Linked DNA regions of Homo sapiens: region 2 is linked to region 1. Evidence: read pairs that join two places in POLR2A ChIA-PET (ENCODE). Cell type or tissue: MCF 10A. All regions are shown on one strand.

Region 1 (8,000 bases):
CCTCCCCAGCCCTGTGTAGTCATGCTGGAGGACAGCGATGGTTTACAGCAGCCGTCAGCCACCACAGCCACCGGCCCCCTCCCAGCGTGCGCTCCGCCCCGGAGGAAGCTCAGCGCAGTCGCTGGAGACCTCCGTGCAAATCAGTGCCTATGCCTCCCAAGACAAGTTTGCAGTCCTGGGAAGTTTAGGAAAAACAACCCTGCTGTCAGTGTGGCTTCTCACAGCTGGAGGGGTCAAGTTATCAACACAGTATAAACCCAGGCCAGCAGAACCTTGTCCCACCCGGGGCCCCAGACGCCCTCTGGGAAGCAAAGAGTTTGAAAATGTCTTAAGCTTTTCCAGTTTGTTTATTTTCCGATGTTTAATGATATTGTCCATGCAAGGAACAGAACCCCAGCTCCTGCTAACAATTAAAGAGGTTTTCTAATTTAGGAGAGAATGTGATTTTTTCAAAAAGGGAGAAAACTTGCACAGGAAGTAAAGCAAATACTCCACATTGAGAACATGCATGCAGAAAAGCCTAGCGTCAAGAAGACCCTGACTGCCTGGTGAACATATGGAATGAAAACTGTTCAGGGCGGCTGACCCAACGAGGAGGCAACATCGGAGGAGGCTGGCAAACGTCTGCTGGACCTTACTGCACCGCTGCCACCACCAGACTGTTTCATGACTGTGGCTTGTATCTGTGACCCCAGACCTCACCATCCATAGGTCCAGATGGGCTCCCATCGGTGAAATGACCAGAATTCACTGTGCTTGTTTCTGTCTGCTGTAGGCTTACTCTGACTTGGAGGACCTCTTGGGAGTGCCCCGCGTGTGTTCGTGAACAGGACTGTCAGCGAGAGTCCCTCTCCCCACGCGGCTCTGCGCTGATGTCGTGCTGCCACAGTCACTCCAGGGTCACCTCGTTTGCTGGCCTGCCCTGTGGGAACGCTGCCACCCATACCCAGGGCGTTGCCTTTTGAAGACCCCAAAACTGCAGTGCCTGAGGCTCCAGAACAGGGCTGTTGGCCTCATGCCCTCAGCACACAGGAGCCTCCCTGTGTCCTGGGGTGTCCTCTCCACTCTGTCATATGCTGTCAACTGGACACCCTAGAGGACTGACCTCCCTGAGTCTCGCAGGGTAGTGAGGTGGGATGGGGGGTGAGGTATGTTTCTCTCTACTTCCCTTTCCTTCCATCCACTGCCAGTAGACATTTGTGCCCCACACTTTTCCAAACCCAGCAGACTAGGAAACGGTTGAGGCTAAAATTAGGATCCCTACTCCGTGTCCTCAGACCAGTGGTTCCCCACCTTGGCTGCGTATTAGAATCACCTAGGGAACTTTAAAAAAACTCTATTTCCTAGGCCATACCTCGAACCATGAAATCAGAATCTTTGGGCATCAGTAATTTTTAAGTCTCCCTGGGCAATTTCAACGTGCAGCCAAGGTTGAGAACCACTGCCTTAGAGGAAGGAAAGGAAGGAGGCAAGGAAGGGAGGAAGTAGGGGTGGTGGGAGGGAGGACAAGGCCAAAACTGGAAGCCCTTTCCCTGTGATGGAAGAAAACTGACGTGAGCCAGACCTGGTGCCACACCCCGGGACACACACCGAGAAAACCCAGTGAATCTTCTGCCAAGCCTGCCGGTGACTCGGGGTGCTGTTGTCAGTATCTTTTTTCAGCTGAGTCAACACATCGGGAGAGCCGAAGAAGACAAACACAGGGCGACTCGCCGCTGATGACTTTCCACTTCATACCTGGTGGCATCCGAGATGCCCAAAGGGAGGAGGCCTTGTCAGTGGCGACAGCGGAGACAGACAGAACCCTACACTTGATGGGATGTCGGGAGAGCGTCCAGTCTAGCCCTGTGTAGATTTCTGAACTACCCAAGACTGCTGGCCATCTGTCCCAAGAACAGGTGTGACCAGGAACCAGCCTCTGTTAGCTAGGAACACAGAGTCTGTTCATTCATTCATTCGTTCACTCACGCATTCGCCTAATCACAGCTCAGCATGGCAGAGCCGTGAGTAGGGGCCCTCAGATACCACATGCAGCTCGGCGCTTCCCAAGCTTTGTTTTTAGTTGAGGAATGCTGGGTTTAAGTGAAACCGTATGGAGGCATAAACAAATACAAGAGAGCCGCTCCAGCTAAAGCAGGGGAGGGGGCCCTGCGCCCGGCCCACTTGCCTCCCTTCCACTAAGGGGGCTTCACCAGATTCTCCTGTTTCAAGGAGAAATAGAGTTTGGAAACCTCTCATTTTATAAACGAGGACACTGAGGCACAAAGCAGGGTAGTTGGTGCCTTGCCTAAAGTCATACAGATTTCATGTAACAAATTGTGCTGGCTAGGTATGGGAGGATGCAGAGCTCACAGCACAGATGAATACCTCCATCGCAAAGGCTGAACCAAATGCCCCGTTAAATCAAGAGATCTGCCTCTCTCAGCTTTGTTTTCTGAAGAAATCCCTTCCCAGGGTTCTTCCCCAGCATGCGGCACTCAGGGAGAACCACAACCTTGTCCTCTAGGGCCCAGCAGGTGTAATGTTCAGTGGGCATGCGCTGGTGCAGCATACTGCCAGCATCCACGCCGGTGTCCTGGGGGTTTACCTGATTGTTAACTATTTTAAAGATCACACTTGGATCCCACTACCAATGTTTCCAAAGTACAAGTAAGAGCCGGACGCGGTGGCTTATGCCTGTAATCCCAGCACTCTGGGAGGCCAAGATGGGCAGATCATTTGAGGTCAGAAGTTCGAGACCAGCCTGGCCAACATGGTGAAACCCCGTCTCTACTAAAAATACAAAAATCAGCTGGATGTGATGGCAGGTGCCTGTAGTCCCAGCTACTCAAGAGGCTGAGGCAGGAGAATCACTTGAACCCGGGAGGTGGAGGTTGCCGTGAGCCAAGATAACACCACTGCACTCCAGCCTGGGCAATAGAGCGAGACTCCTTCTCAAAAAAATAAAAATAAAAGCAAAATGTGACTAAGAATCAGACAGTAACAGAAAATATCAGTAACAAAAGAGTCCACACCTGCCTTTCTCATTGCTATTATTTGATACCAGAACTACCTGAAATCTTTCAGAAAGAGGGAAGAGCATTCTTTTCCTGGGAGCTTTCTAGGTGCAGACTTCCGCTCATAGCTGACAGTGCACAATGGGCAAAGAGTGACCAGGCTGACTTCTTCTTCTTCTTCTTTTTTTTTTGAGATGGAGTTTTGCTCTTGTCGCCCAGGCTGGAGTGCAGTGGTGTGATCTTAGCTCACTGTAACCCACGCTTCCCGAGTTCAAGCGATTCTCCTGCCTCAGCCTCCCAAATAGCTGGGATTACAGGCACCCGCCAACACGCCCAGCTAATTTTTGTATTTTTAGCACAGACGGGGATTCACCATGTTGGCCAGGCTGGTCTCGAACTCCTGATCTCAGGTGATCCTCCTCAGCCTCCCAAAGTGTTGGGCTTACAGGCGTGAAACACCGCGCCTGGCCTATGCTGTCTTCTGGAGATGGACTGAAGGCCACACCAGGCCTCGGGACACAGCCTGAGGGCTTCAACCCCTGGGAAGGGATTTCTTCAGAAAACAAAGCTGAAAGAGGCAGGTCTCCTGATTTAACGGGGCATTTGGTTCAGCCTTTGCGATGGAGGTATTCACCTGTGCTGTGAGCTCTGCATCCTCCCCTACCTAACCAGCACAATTTGTTACATGAAATCTGTATGACTTTAGGCAAGGCACCAACCACCCTGCTTTGTGCCTCAGTGTCCTCGTTTATAAAATGAGAGGTTTCCAAACTCTATTTCTCCTTGAAACAGGAGAATCTGGTGAAGCCCCCTTAGTGGAAGGGAGTTCCATCCCTGCCCCTTCCACTTGCTGACAGTCTGCATGTGGCGGGGGCACGCGTTTCTCTAATCCACAGTGTACGTGTAGTGGGTGCTGTCCCCCCCAGGAACCACCCTTGGCTGAAGGGAGCCGTCTTGCCTGGGTTTCCCCCTCCCAGAGGGCACAAGGATCCCATCGCCTCAATGGGGGCACATCTTAAAAGGGCCACCCAAGCTTCAGCACACCAGCCTCGCTGCCGTTCAGCCTTTCCTGTGCCAGCCTGCCTTCATGACTCCCCAGCGGGGCTGCTCCGTGAGTGCTCCCAGTTACCCTGCATGCCGACAGCCCATGAGTGCTCCCAGTTACCCCGCACACCCAGAGCCTGCGTTTTGAGAACCTGGCCCAAAGCAGTACTCAACCACAAAACAGGGGCAGATTCCTACCTCTCGGCTACGGTGAGGGTTAAGTGAGCACACTGCTCACATGAAATTTCCTCTCCAACGCAGCGCCTGGACTATAGTAAATGAGCCATACATACTTGTTCATTTCCTCCCTCTCTCCATTCTTTCTTCCCCCAAGTGTGTTTATAGTCTTTATTGTGAGTGTTCTCTATCCTTGGAGAGAGACATCTGGCTCTCTGTTCATTGGCAGAACTGAAGTGATTGACACACTCTAAACCTAGTAAGTGTCTCATCCCTTTCTGACATACAATTGTTTATGTAGCTGTGCTCACTCCTCATACCAACACACACACACGCACACACACACACACGTACAGACACACACACGCACACACATGCCCACAAGTGGTATTGCCGAATCCTGCAGTCTTTGTAGTTTCACAAACATCCAAATCTTGACACCACTGCCACAACACACAGAGAACTGCTTGTGTGGAGACCTGTATGCCAGGTGCTGTGAGACATCCCAGGAGGGAGAAGCTCATTTTCCAATGATGGAATCAAGGAGGGCTTCATGAGAGAGGTGACATTTGTCATGGGCTTTGAAGGCTGCATAGAAATCCAGCAGGCAGAGGGGTGGGAGTGGCTTTCCAAGCCAAGGGAACTGTGGAGTTGGGAAAACACAAAGCATGTCTAGGCAAATCCTCCAGTCTAACTGAAGATAAAGCTTCAAGAGGAGGATGAGAGGGAGGAGCCAAGGGTGGGAAGGTAGTTTGTGACTTGACTGGGTGGGGCCTTGAGTGCCAAGCTGAGGCCAGAAGTAATGAGATTCTACTGACAATTTCTGAGAGGTGGAGGGAGAGCTTTTGGAAGGTCAGTCATGGAGATGATTGAATGAAAAAGATACTGAGGTCAGGCCAGACGCGGTGCCTCATGCCTGTAATCCCAGCACTTTGGGAGGCCAAGGTGGGTGGATCATATGAGGTGAGGAGTTCGAGACCAGCCTGGCCAACATGACAAAACCTTGTCTCTACTAAAAATAGAAAAGGTAACTGAGAGTGGTGGCACACACCTGTAGTCCCAGCTATTCGGGAGGCTGAGCTAGGAGAATCGCTTGAACCCAGGAGGCAGAAGTTCTAGTGAGCCGAGATCACGGTGCTGCACTCCATCCTGGGAGACAGAGCAAGACTCCATCTCAAAAAAAAAAAAAAAAAAAAAAAAAAAGGAAAGATACTGAGGTCAGAAAAACAGTGAGGAGGCCGTGGTAACAGACAGAGCTAGCAAGGACCCCCCTCCTGGAGAGGGGATTGGTAGACCAGGAGAACAGGAGGAGTCTCAGGATAAGAATGTGAGCATCCACCCCTTCCAGATCACCACTACCACGAAAACCTTCAGGGGCAGCTGTGCACATACCCCCAGCTCATCATCTGAGAACGGGTGCCAAGTGAACTCCATCTCCAGAAATTGTTTGGGGAAGTGAAAGAGGAAACCGAACTCAAAATAAGGGTGCCTGACTCACTGTCTCTCAGTGACCATGTGCAGAAAAATCCTCTGAGCCTGCCACCAGCCACCTCCTCTGTCCACACCTTACTTCACAGGAATTCAGACACCAAGAGGGAGTCCCACACACGAAACACCTGGAGACGTGAAGAAACAGACTCAGCCCTACCTCCCTCCTCCCTCGCTGCGAGGTCTTGGGCAATCACTGACATATTTCCGGGCCTCAGTTTTCTCATCTATAAAATGATAATAATAACCAGCACTACCCATTTGTGGGACTTTTATGAGATCAAATAGCCCAATAAACTCGAAAATGCTTAAAGCTCTTTGGAAGAAATGCAAGTGTAATTGTTGAAGTTGTTATGTCATTGGATATTACTATCGCCACTACCGCTATAAACTTGCATATCTCTTTTCTCTGAAGAGGTCAAATGCTGTTCATGGTGTTCTTCTTTCATGAATAATTTCCAAACACCTCCTCTTGTTTACAGGTGGGCCCTACACGAGAAGGTTCCACAGATACTGCCTGCCTAAAGTGGATCTTGAGTCAGATCCTACGAAAGCCAGAAGGAGGGCATGGCTGAGAGTACCTCGGAGAGGCAGAAAAAGGGGAGCTGACTCAACACTGCTCTGTTGGGAAGGTGCGGTGTCCCGGGGAGGGAAAGGCAGGTGACTCAAGGTGAAACTTTCTGGACACAGAGGAGCTGGGATCTCTCATCCAATTCATGCAAATCCTTGGCTGCCTCAACCCAGATCCCACCCCTCCCCATACGAGGCTACCTTCTGGTCTCACTGCCTTGAAATCTAACAGTGCAGCCAACGTGACTCACCAACCATGTGGCTTGCAAACATCACTAAGCTTGTCTCATTTTCCTCATCTGTAAAATGGTTTAATAATCTCTGAGCTGCCTGCCTTCCAGGGCTGATGTGGGGAGGAGGAACCCATGGGCTGAGGATGTAAGAATGCTTTGGTGACTATGAGGTGTTGTATCAAGGTAAAGGGTTGTTGAGGGAATGTTTTAAGATGATTTCTGGGTCAGGCGCGGTGGCTCACACCTGTAATTCCAGAACTTTGGGAGGCCAAGGCAGGTAGATCACCTGAGGTCAGGGGTTCGAGACCAGCCTGGCCAACATGGTGAAACCCTGTCTCTACTAAAAATACAAAAAATTAGCCAGGCGTGGTGGCAGGCACCTATGATCCCAGCTACTCGGCAAGCTGAAGCAGGAGAATTCCTTGAACCCGAGAGGCAGAGGTTGCAGTGAGCCAAGATCGCGCCATTGCAATCCAGCCTGGGCAACAGAGTGAGACTCCGTCTCAAAAAAAAAAAAAAATGACTTCTGGCTTGAGGGTGGTGGTGGTGGTGGCGACTGGAGGCTGCTCTGGAGTGGTTAGGGGAGATGTTGGGGGAATCCCAGGAAGCCAGACCCAAAGTTCCAAAGTAGGGAGAATTCTCTTGAACATAGGTTTAAAGTATCTCTTAGTATTCTGGTACAAAGTTCCTTCTTCCCCCAAAAAGCAAATCACAAGACCAGGACAATGTGTGGGGATCACGATCTTCCGGCAGCCCACAGCTTGGCTGTTGCACTCTTCCTGAATGCCTCTGGACTTTCTAGACAGAGGCACGGAGCTGGTCTGGGACAGTCCCTCCAACCAGACTCTGATCACACCCCCAAACTCAAGCCCACCAGGCTGACTGATGTTGACTTCTACCAGTTGAAGGCCATCCTTAGCCACACTTTCCCTCCTTGGTGTAGTGGCCATAGACTCCGGAACTAGACTGTCTGGGTTCAAACCCCAGGTTTACTAATAGCCAGCCATGTGTGCTCTTGGGCAGGTTATTAACCCTTCTGGGCCTTCACTTCCCCATCTGTATTTGTGGCTAATAGGGCCCATCTCATAGCCTTGTTTTAAGAGTTAAATGTATTAACAAAGTGTTTAGCACAGTGCTTGCCACTAAATAAGCACTATTTCTGTACTGGCTCCTTCTGCCAAGATTGAGCTGAAGGTCTGTTTTTTGTTTTTGTTTTTGTTTTTGTTTTTGTTTGAGATGGAGTCTCGCTTTGTCACCAGGCTGGAGTGCAGTGACGTGATCTCGACTCACTGCAACCTCCACCTCCTGGGTTCAAGCGATTCCCCTGCCTCAGCCTCCTGAGTAGCTGGGACTACAGGCACGCATCACCACGCCCAGCTAATTTTTTTGTATTTCAGTAGAGACAGAGTTTCACCATGTTGTCCAGGATGGTCTTGATCTCTTGACCTCATGATCCACCTGCCTTGGCCTCCCAAAGCGCTGGGATTACAGG
Region 2 (8,000 bases), 170 kb after region 1:
CAGTCATCTCCCTTTTCTCTCCTTGGCATCTTCAACCCACCCTCCCCTCCACCCCAACTCTATGATTAAGCTCAAGTCGGTCCCACCATAGAATACCCACTCCTCTACACTACTCCCCATCCACCTCCCATTTTCTTTTACAGCGGAGCACCTCCTGACACTCCGTCCAACAATCGGAGGACCTCTGTTCGACCTCCCTCTACTGCCCACTCTCCACCTCTGGGCAACAGTGAAGACAGTCGCAGGCCCTTGACAGTGTGCACCCGGCTCTCCTAGGACTCTGTCCCGCGACGCACACCTCCCACAATTCTGTCCCCTTTCCATCCTCCAAGAGCCACCCGAGGGCTGGCTTTCCATCTTTTTGCTGACAGAGTGACTGAGCTTGGGAAGAAACTTGACCGTGTTCTCTCTTTTTCAGAGGAGGAAACTGAAGCTCCTACACGTCCCTAAGTAACTTCCCCAAGGCCACACAGCGGGTGAGCAGGAGAGCAAGAGTTGTCTTTTATCCAGGAATCAAGTGCTTCCGGAAGTTTCCCGCTCTCCGGAACTTCTTCCCTTCCACTCCACACTTTCTCAGCCTCCAGAAAAGCCCAGCCAGGTGCATATTAGCATAAAAACGTCCCGTCCCTAATTAGTAGCTATTTCCTCTTGGGTGGGTCAGAGCCCTCGGCCTGGGTCTCTGCCTTTAGCCCAGCCTCCCCACACTCTCCGCCCAGGGCCCGGGAGTCTCCGAGCACCTTCCCCAAGAGGGGGCGGGAGGCGCCCCCCAGGCCAGACCCCCCACCCACCCTCGCCCGGCCCCGCCGGGACGCGCCCCTCCGGCCCCAATCCCCGCTGCCTAGAGCACGCAGCGCGCGCCTCCGGAGCGTGGGAGGGTTTGATTGACCTTGGCAAGGGGCGGCAGCGCTCTCAAAGGCCTCGGCCCCTCGCGGTCGCCCCGGCGCGGGGGCTCCGGTTTCTGCAGCCACCATCTCGGTTTCTCGCCCAGCCAGGGCTCGGGGGAGGGGTGCTGGGATCGGCCCTGTCCGACCCCCGGCAGCAGCGCTGGGCTGCGGGAGACGAGATCTGATGAAAATGTCTCGGGGCTGTCCACCCTGTACCGTCAGCAAGCCCGGAGCACTGGGAGCCAGGGCTGGGAGGCGACGCGGGGCGGGGGCGCTGCAGCAGCAGCGAGGCCTCGGCACCGTCCTCCGCTCCCCGCGGCCCCCCTTCCGCCTGCACCGAGGGTCAGGCCGGCTCGGAGTGGGAGGGTGGAGCCCACCGACCTCTGCCTCTCAGAAAGAGTGGCCGCTGTGCCCTCCGTGGCCCAGGTCCGACTACTGAACGTTTCCAAGCCACCTACCTTGCTTCTACCCCTTACCCGCTGGGAGAAACCCCCACTTCCCCAAAGCTCTAGAGGCGAGACCCTGGGTTCCTAGTCCGCTTTGTGGTCCTTGGACAATTGCTTCCCCGTTTCCCCAAGTGTAAAACAGGACGTCAGGACCCTTTTCGTTTGGTTGTTGTGAGGATTCACAAAGCACCCGCCGCAGTGAGCCCAGGGTCCCACCCAGCATCAACCAAAGGTTTCAGGAGCTCTAGGATCGCCTTCCCCCTCAACCCATTGTTTGCAAATGTTGCCTATGTTTGCGTTTTTCTGCGAAAAGCCTTCACCCTTAGATAAGAGGGGTCAGCAATGGTGCGAGAGCTTCAAGTGTATTTGGAGGAGAAGGAGGTAGAATTTTGGAACACAGCTGTATCCTGGAAAAATCAGAGTCCAAGATTTTCCCCAGGAAAACAAAAAGTAAATGCCTTAATGAAAGAACACAATGTTTCAATATTGTTTAATAACGATTATTATGCCCATTTTATAGATGACAGAACTGAGGCTCAAATGACTCCCTGGAGATGGCAGAACTGTTTAAACCATGGAGTTAGTAGTTGAATCCAGCTCCTTTCATTCCAAACTGTGTGCTCTTTGCTGCTCTGCGCTGCCCTTGGACATGACTATTTTGTGCTATTTATAGTTTCTGAGCTTATCACTTTTTTCTTAATATTGGTGAATTTTTTTAAGGGACTCCAGCCTGTTCTAACTGCGCTCAGGGAGGATAAAGAGGAAAGTGTGTCTCTGCACTTGTGCCGGGCTTCAAAATACCAGGCACGGGGTGTTGGGGGAGTTGGGGATGGGTGGAGTGGCAGGGAAGGAGCCTCCAGGGAAGGCGAGGTTCCACCAGCTGGAGTGGAGGGTTCTAGGGAAGCCCCTGGGGATCTCCTCTGGCTCTAGCCATGGAGAGCCTTAAACACAGCTCTCCCACACCTCCCACACCCAGGATCCGGAGTCAGCCCTGCAGTGCCCAGCCACAGGCCTGCCCAACTCAGCGGGAAAGGATGCTTGGTCCGGAGGTGGCCCAGCAATAGGTCTGCTCCCCTGGGGGTATTTGCCTGGCAGCCAGGGTAGGACACACCTCTGGGAGGACAGACAGGCATTCAGAGGTTGAGACAGGGAGAGACAAAGGTGGGGAGGAAGCACTAGAATGAGAGGGATAGACAGGAACACAGAGAGGGAACAAGGGAGCTATTCAGAGAGTCAGAAAGAGAGGGGAGGCCGCCAGGGAGAGAGAAAAGACAGAGAAAGAGGGGCGAAAAGAGAGACAGGCAGGCAAGGGGGTGGTGGGCAAGAAGGGGAGGAGAGCAGGGGGAGAGAGAGGGAGGAGTGAGAAAGCTGGGCAGGAACAAGAGACAAAACAGAGATGAAGAAGAAACGGGAGAAAGGGGAGAGGGAGAGGTAAAAAAGAGAAGTGGAGAGGAGCAGAAAGGAGGAAGAGTAGAAAATGGGGGAGAGGGAGAGGAGAGAAGCCCAGGGGCAGGAAAGCAGAGGCAGCGCCAAGAGCTGGAGAGAGGGAAAGAGTGAGGGGCGACGAGGAGGACCGAGGGGCAACAAGGAGGATCGAGGGGCGGTGGGTGGGACCGTGTGCTAAGCCTTTTCTTTCTCCTTTTTGGGGTGGGCGGCGGATCTCCGCAGAGATAACCCAGTCAAGCCCCCTGCCCCCCGTCCCAGCGAGGGGCCGCAGCTGTATAAATACCGGGGGTGGGGGAGCTGGGCTGCCGCCCAGGGGTCAGCGACACCGGAGAAGGCTTTGCTGTCATTAGCTAATTGAGCCCCAGATGTTAAGAAAAGGTTACGTCCTCCTCCGGAGAGTTTTTCTTTTTAAACACTTTACACAGATTCCCCGGCCAAAATGGCCAGGAGGGGCCCGCCGCCCCCAGCCTCCCCTCCCGCCCCGCCCGCGGGCCCCAGCCCCGGGGCTCCCCGAAGCCGCCAGCCGCGGCTGCTGCCCCTGTAATCCAAGTGGCCTGCCCGGAGGTGCGGCCGCCAGGAGCGGCGGGGACCACCGGCGGCGGAGCCGGCCCCCGGCCCGGGCGGCAGACTGGGAGGTCAGCCCGGAGGGAGGGCGTTGGGGAGCGGGGTACCCCGGGGAGGGGGGCTCTCAGGCTCTTAATCCCCCTGAAGGTTGCAGATCAAAGGTGCTTGTACGAGGCCGAGGCGGGGCGGGTGGGTCGGGGGCCGGCTCGGGCCGCAGCCTTCCCCTTGCTCTGCGGGCTGGGGCTCCCGGGCCAAGGACCCCAGACCGACAGCCCTCGGGAGGTGGCTCCGGCTGCGGCGAGGACTGTGGGCCTCTCTGGCTCGGGTTCGCCTGCGGGAAGGTGGCCAAGGCGCCCCCACGGGCCTTCGTGGAACTTCCCCCTACCCGGGTCGAGGGAAGGGTGTAGGTGCCTGCCTCCCCCCACCCCAGAACAGAACGCTACAGTGCCAGGCACTTGACAGATATTCTTTCATTTAATCCTCACTGCGATCTAATGGGTTTTTAAAAAATTGTTATTATTATTAGCTCATAAACGAGGAAACAGGTTTCTAAGAGGTTAAAGCCGCTTGCCCAAGGACATACACCGCTAGAAAGTGACAGAGCTAGCATTCTACCAGGCTCAAAGCCCCGCCCTTCCCACCTGGCTACCCCCGCAGCCCCTCCACTCTTTCCTCTTCTCTCCCACCCTCTTCGTCTGTCCTCTCAGGCTCCTTCAGTTCCACAAGAACAACCCACCCACCTGTGGCCCTGGCGAGTGAGGCGGGGGTGGGGGGAGCAGGGCAGTGCCAAGGGTGCGGCCCATGTGGCAATAGCTACAGGCTAAATGTGAGGGATGGGGCTGGGCAAGCATGTGCCTGGGTTGAATCTGTGCTGAAAGAATGTTCGTATTCCCCCTCCCCAGAGGTGGGGCTCCCTGCTCAGAATAGAACCGAGCAAGTCAGAGCTAGAAGGGGCCTTCAAGACTGTGGGATCCAACCCTGTCTTTGAGATGAGGAAGCTGAGACAGGGAGAGGTAATGAGTCCTGCCCAAAGTCACACAGCCAGTTGGTGAGAGCAGGAATGAGAGGTCAGGTGATCAGTGAGTGCCTGTGTGGTGCCGGGCACTGGGATAGCTGCCACACTGCAAAGTGGGCACTATCTTCTCCATTCTAGAGATGTGGAAACTGAGGCTTAGAGAAGCTAAGTGTGCCCAGGGTCTCTCAGGTAGAAAGTGGAAGAGCTGGTTTTGAACCCAGATCTTTCTGACTCCAAAACGCCTTCCCTTTCCACCATCCCAAGAACACTGGGCTAAGGAGTAGAGATTGGTTGAGAGAGGGTCATGCACTGAACAACTCTAGAGACAGGAGGGAAAGGGGATGCAGGCTGAGGAGCATTCCATTCTGCAACCTGAGTAATCAGGTCCCTTCTCCACGGCCTCCTCGCTAAAATGGCCTAAATACTGAGGTCCTTCCAGAATCCCCTCTTGAGAGTATTGGTGGGAGGGGAGAAAGTGCTCTTCTGGGTTGCAAAAGTCTCCTGGGGTGGTGGCTCTTCTGGGTTGCAAAAGTCTGGAGATACAAGAGAGGGCTTCATCCACAGGCTTCCTCTGATTCCTGACCTGCAGGAGGCCACGGTTCAGCTCCAGGCAGGTGAAGGGGCCTTACAGCTTAGCTCCTTCATGCCAGAACCATACCTGGCTTCCCAGGGGCCACCAAGAGTGCAGTGTCCCTCCTCCCTGTCCCTATTGGATATGCCCTACCAGCCCGGCTCCATCCACAGACTCCTGAAGCTTCATCCTCATATTCCTCCCGCTTCGTAGTCCTGTCTACCTCTTCTTAGCTTCCTGCTGACTCCATTACACTCATTTATCCATAAGTGCATTCAACACAATTTATCAGGGGCCTGTACTATGTGTCAACACTGTGCCAGGCACTGGGGATACAGCTGAAAGCCAACTGTCCTTTTCGAGCTTGCAGCCCTGGGAGAGGGCAGAATTAACCAAGAAAATATGTGTGTAAGTGTCTAATAACAAATTGGTAAGCAGTGTGAAGGAAAGTACCCAGTGCTTTGAGAAGTTACATCAGTAAGGACACTGTGTGTATGGGATGATTATTGAGACTACAGAGGCTAAACATTACTATTACTAATAATTACCCAAAGAATGGGGCCAAGGCACCCCACTTGCAATCGTGCCCACACGCCATCTGTGATTCCATAGTGGATCTTCAGCCTTCCCCCAACGGTGGACTGCCCAGTCTGTCCTGGAGGGCCCAGCTGATATGGGCGAAAGTGGGGTGATCTGATGGTGGCCTCAATGCCAACAGTCCCCTCCATTTCCTGGGGCAGAGTTTGGGCTGGCCTGGTCCAGAGGTGGTAAGGAGGCCGAGGGAGAGGTTGTTCACCCAGGTAGCAGAACAGGGCCCAGGCTTGGGACTAGGAGGACTGGGTGCTGGGAGGGGGTGCAGCTAGAATGGGGGAAGGTGTCGTGCGCTCACCTTATGGGTATTTGGCATTGTCACTCAAGGAAAAATTACTCCCTGCTCTGCTTCCAACCAGATCCTCCCATCCACCCTCACACTGACACACATGCACTCTCTCTGGCCCTTGAGACAGGCCTGCCCAGTATGGTGAGCAGACCTTAGCGTGGGAATCAAACAGCCTTGGGCCTAAGTCCCACTCCAGCCAGTTCCTGACTGTGTGACCTCAGGCAAGGCTCCTGGTATCCCTGAGCCTCCTGTTCCTTTGTGTTCTTTGAGATGACATTAGCCTGTCATCTCCATGTGTGGCTGTAAGCATTCAATGAATCCTGGATAGAAAGCACCAAATACAGTACCTGGCCCATGGCTGGCCATTAATAAATGACAGCTGACACTCTGATTATATAACAGGATAATTAATATATAATGGTAATAAAAGAAACCTCATTCATGCCCTCTGGGCTCCCACCTGGTTCCCGAGCCTCTCTGGGAGGTCACTTCCACAGCCGACCTCTTGTGAAAGGGAGTTTTACAGATCTGTGAAAAATGTCTGGGCAGCCCCAGAACCTGTTGCGATAAAGGCAGGAGAGTCTGGGAGCCCCCCGTGTGTGCTGCTGGGCGTGCGGACAACGCCTCCTGATTTTGAACCCAAGGCCCTCTGAGCACAAGGCTAACATCTGTCCCACCATACTGGGTAGGGCCTGCTCCAGCTCTACAGTTTTCATAGGCTGGAGGTCTGGGCTAGAGAGGACTGGCCTAGCTGGGTCTTCTCAGCCAGCCAGGCACAGTCACAGCCACCACCACTGCTGCCGGTTCAGCCGCTGCAGGGCACAGAGCACACCTGGAACCCATTAGGCCCGGCCAGGAGCTTGTTCCCTCTCAGCATAAATAGAGTGAGTGGAGTTTGTTTTGACTACTTTAAATTGTGCAGATTTTAGAGCCTGAGAATTGGAACCCCCCAATGCCCTGATGGACAAACAGACCAAGAGACAGAGGGCTGAGGCAGCAGGAAGAGCCGAGTCCCGGCTAGTTCCTTGTCACCTTCCCTGCTTAGCTGGGCGTCTGGTCATGATCATCGCAGCCACTCTTCGTGGAGTGTGTGCTGCGCGCATGATGCTTGCTCGTGGGCCTTATCTTCCCAGCAACTATGCAAGGTAGAAATTACGGTCACTGACTTCCAGATGAGGAGGGGCAAGGACTTGCCCAAGGTCATTTGGCCTGTAAGTGGCAGGTCTGGATTCCATACCAGACGTGCCTGATGCCAAGGCCAGTGGGGGTCTTTCCAAGGGACCACCAAAGTGGGGTGGGGGAAAGAGCTCTGGGTCACTGTCAGAAACACAAGGCACACAGAGCTGATGTTGCTCAGACCCCGACCCCAGCCCAGAGGACGGGAGTCAACGTCTGTGCTGGGCTCCTTCTCAACCAAGTTGCCAGCGCCTGACCCCAACCGCCCCAGGCAGTGATGCCCCCCAGGTCAGGGTCAGGTTGACCTTGGCAGGAGGGAGAGCCTGCGGGCCCTGGGCGGCTGCCAAGACCTCTTGAAATGAAAGGGAACCTTGTCCTGTCCCACACAGGGCTCATTCTCTGAGCACTCTCAAGCCAGCCCAGCCCTGTGGACCAAGGCCCGATCCCTCTGTGCCAGCTATTCATAGACTCACGGAAGAGCATCCGTTGCCAGGGGCAGGGCCCTGAGAAGTCCCCGAGCCCAGCCCCCAAAGTTTACACTTGTGGAAACTGAGGCCCAGGGAGAGGAGGGACTCCCTCAAGGCCACACGATGAGTTAATGGCAGAGCAGAGACTCAAATCCCATCCCTGGCTTCCTAGGCCTGGGCCTTTTCCCCAGGATCCTGGGCCTCACCCCAAACAGGCAGCCCTGCCCCACCCCCTCCCTCATGGAGACATCCACAGCTATGCTCCCTGACCCCCTCTTCACTCCCACAGAGGGACCAGCAATAAATGCTTGTTGGAGTCTCCACTTTGAACTCTTCAATCATCCCAGCTACCCCAGCAAGAGGGGGCTGCCTTGGGAGGTCATGAGTACCCATCCCCGGGAGTGGCCAAGCAGAGTCTGGGTGCCATCTGTCATGGGGGTTGGAGAGGGGCTTTCTGCCCCTGGGAGAGGAGTGGGGATGCCACTGTCAGAGAAATGGTCTCTCTGGACCTTTCCAGCTGGCCTGACTGGGCTCCTCAGAGCCCTGGGGCA

The links. Peaks named below come from ENCODE experiments on the same cell type or tissue, not always from the same donor. Only the 100,000 strongest peaks of a DNase experiment are listed, where the experiment ranks them.
Region 2: POLR2A ChIA-PET joins it to region 1 with 10 read pairs; 2 of 35 experiments call an interaction of 5 or more read pairs at or near these places.

What each region holds. Positions count from the first base shown.
Region 1 is chr3:184,763,657-184,771,656 of GRCh38, reverse strand. It overlaps LINC02069 (long intergenic non-protein coding RNA 2069), which reads left to right. Exons shown (of 3, transcript NR_110043.1): 2 at 6,188-6,337. Among named protein-coding and RNA genes, the nearest start is that of LINC02069, 5.5 kb to the left of the region's middle. In MCF 10A, no CTCF peak of the experiment used is centred here; DNase peaks (open chromatin) are centred at 4,916, 5,806 and 6,396.
Region 2 is chr3:184,597,322-184,605,321 of GRCh38, reverse strand. No RefSeq gene overlaps it. Among named protein-coding and RNA genes, the nearest start is that of EPHB3, 40 kb to the right of the region's middle. RefSeq lists an enhancer at 976-1,708 and a silencer at 7,267-7,561. In MCF 10A, no CTCF peak of the experiment used is centred here; a DNase peak (open chromatin) is centred at 4,221.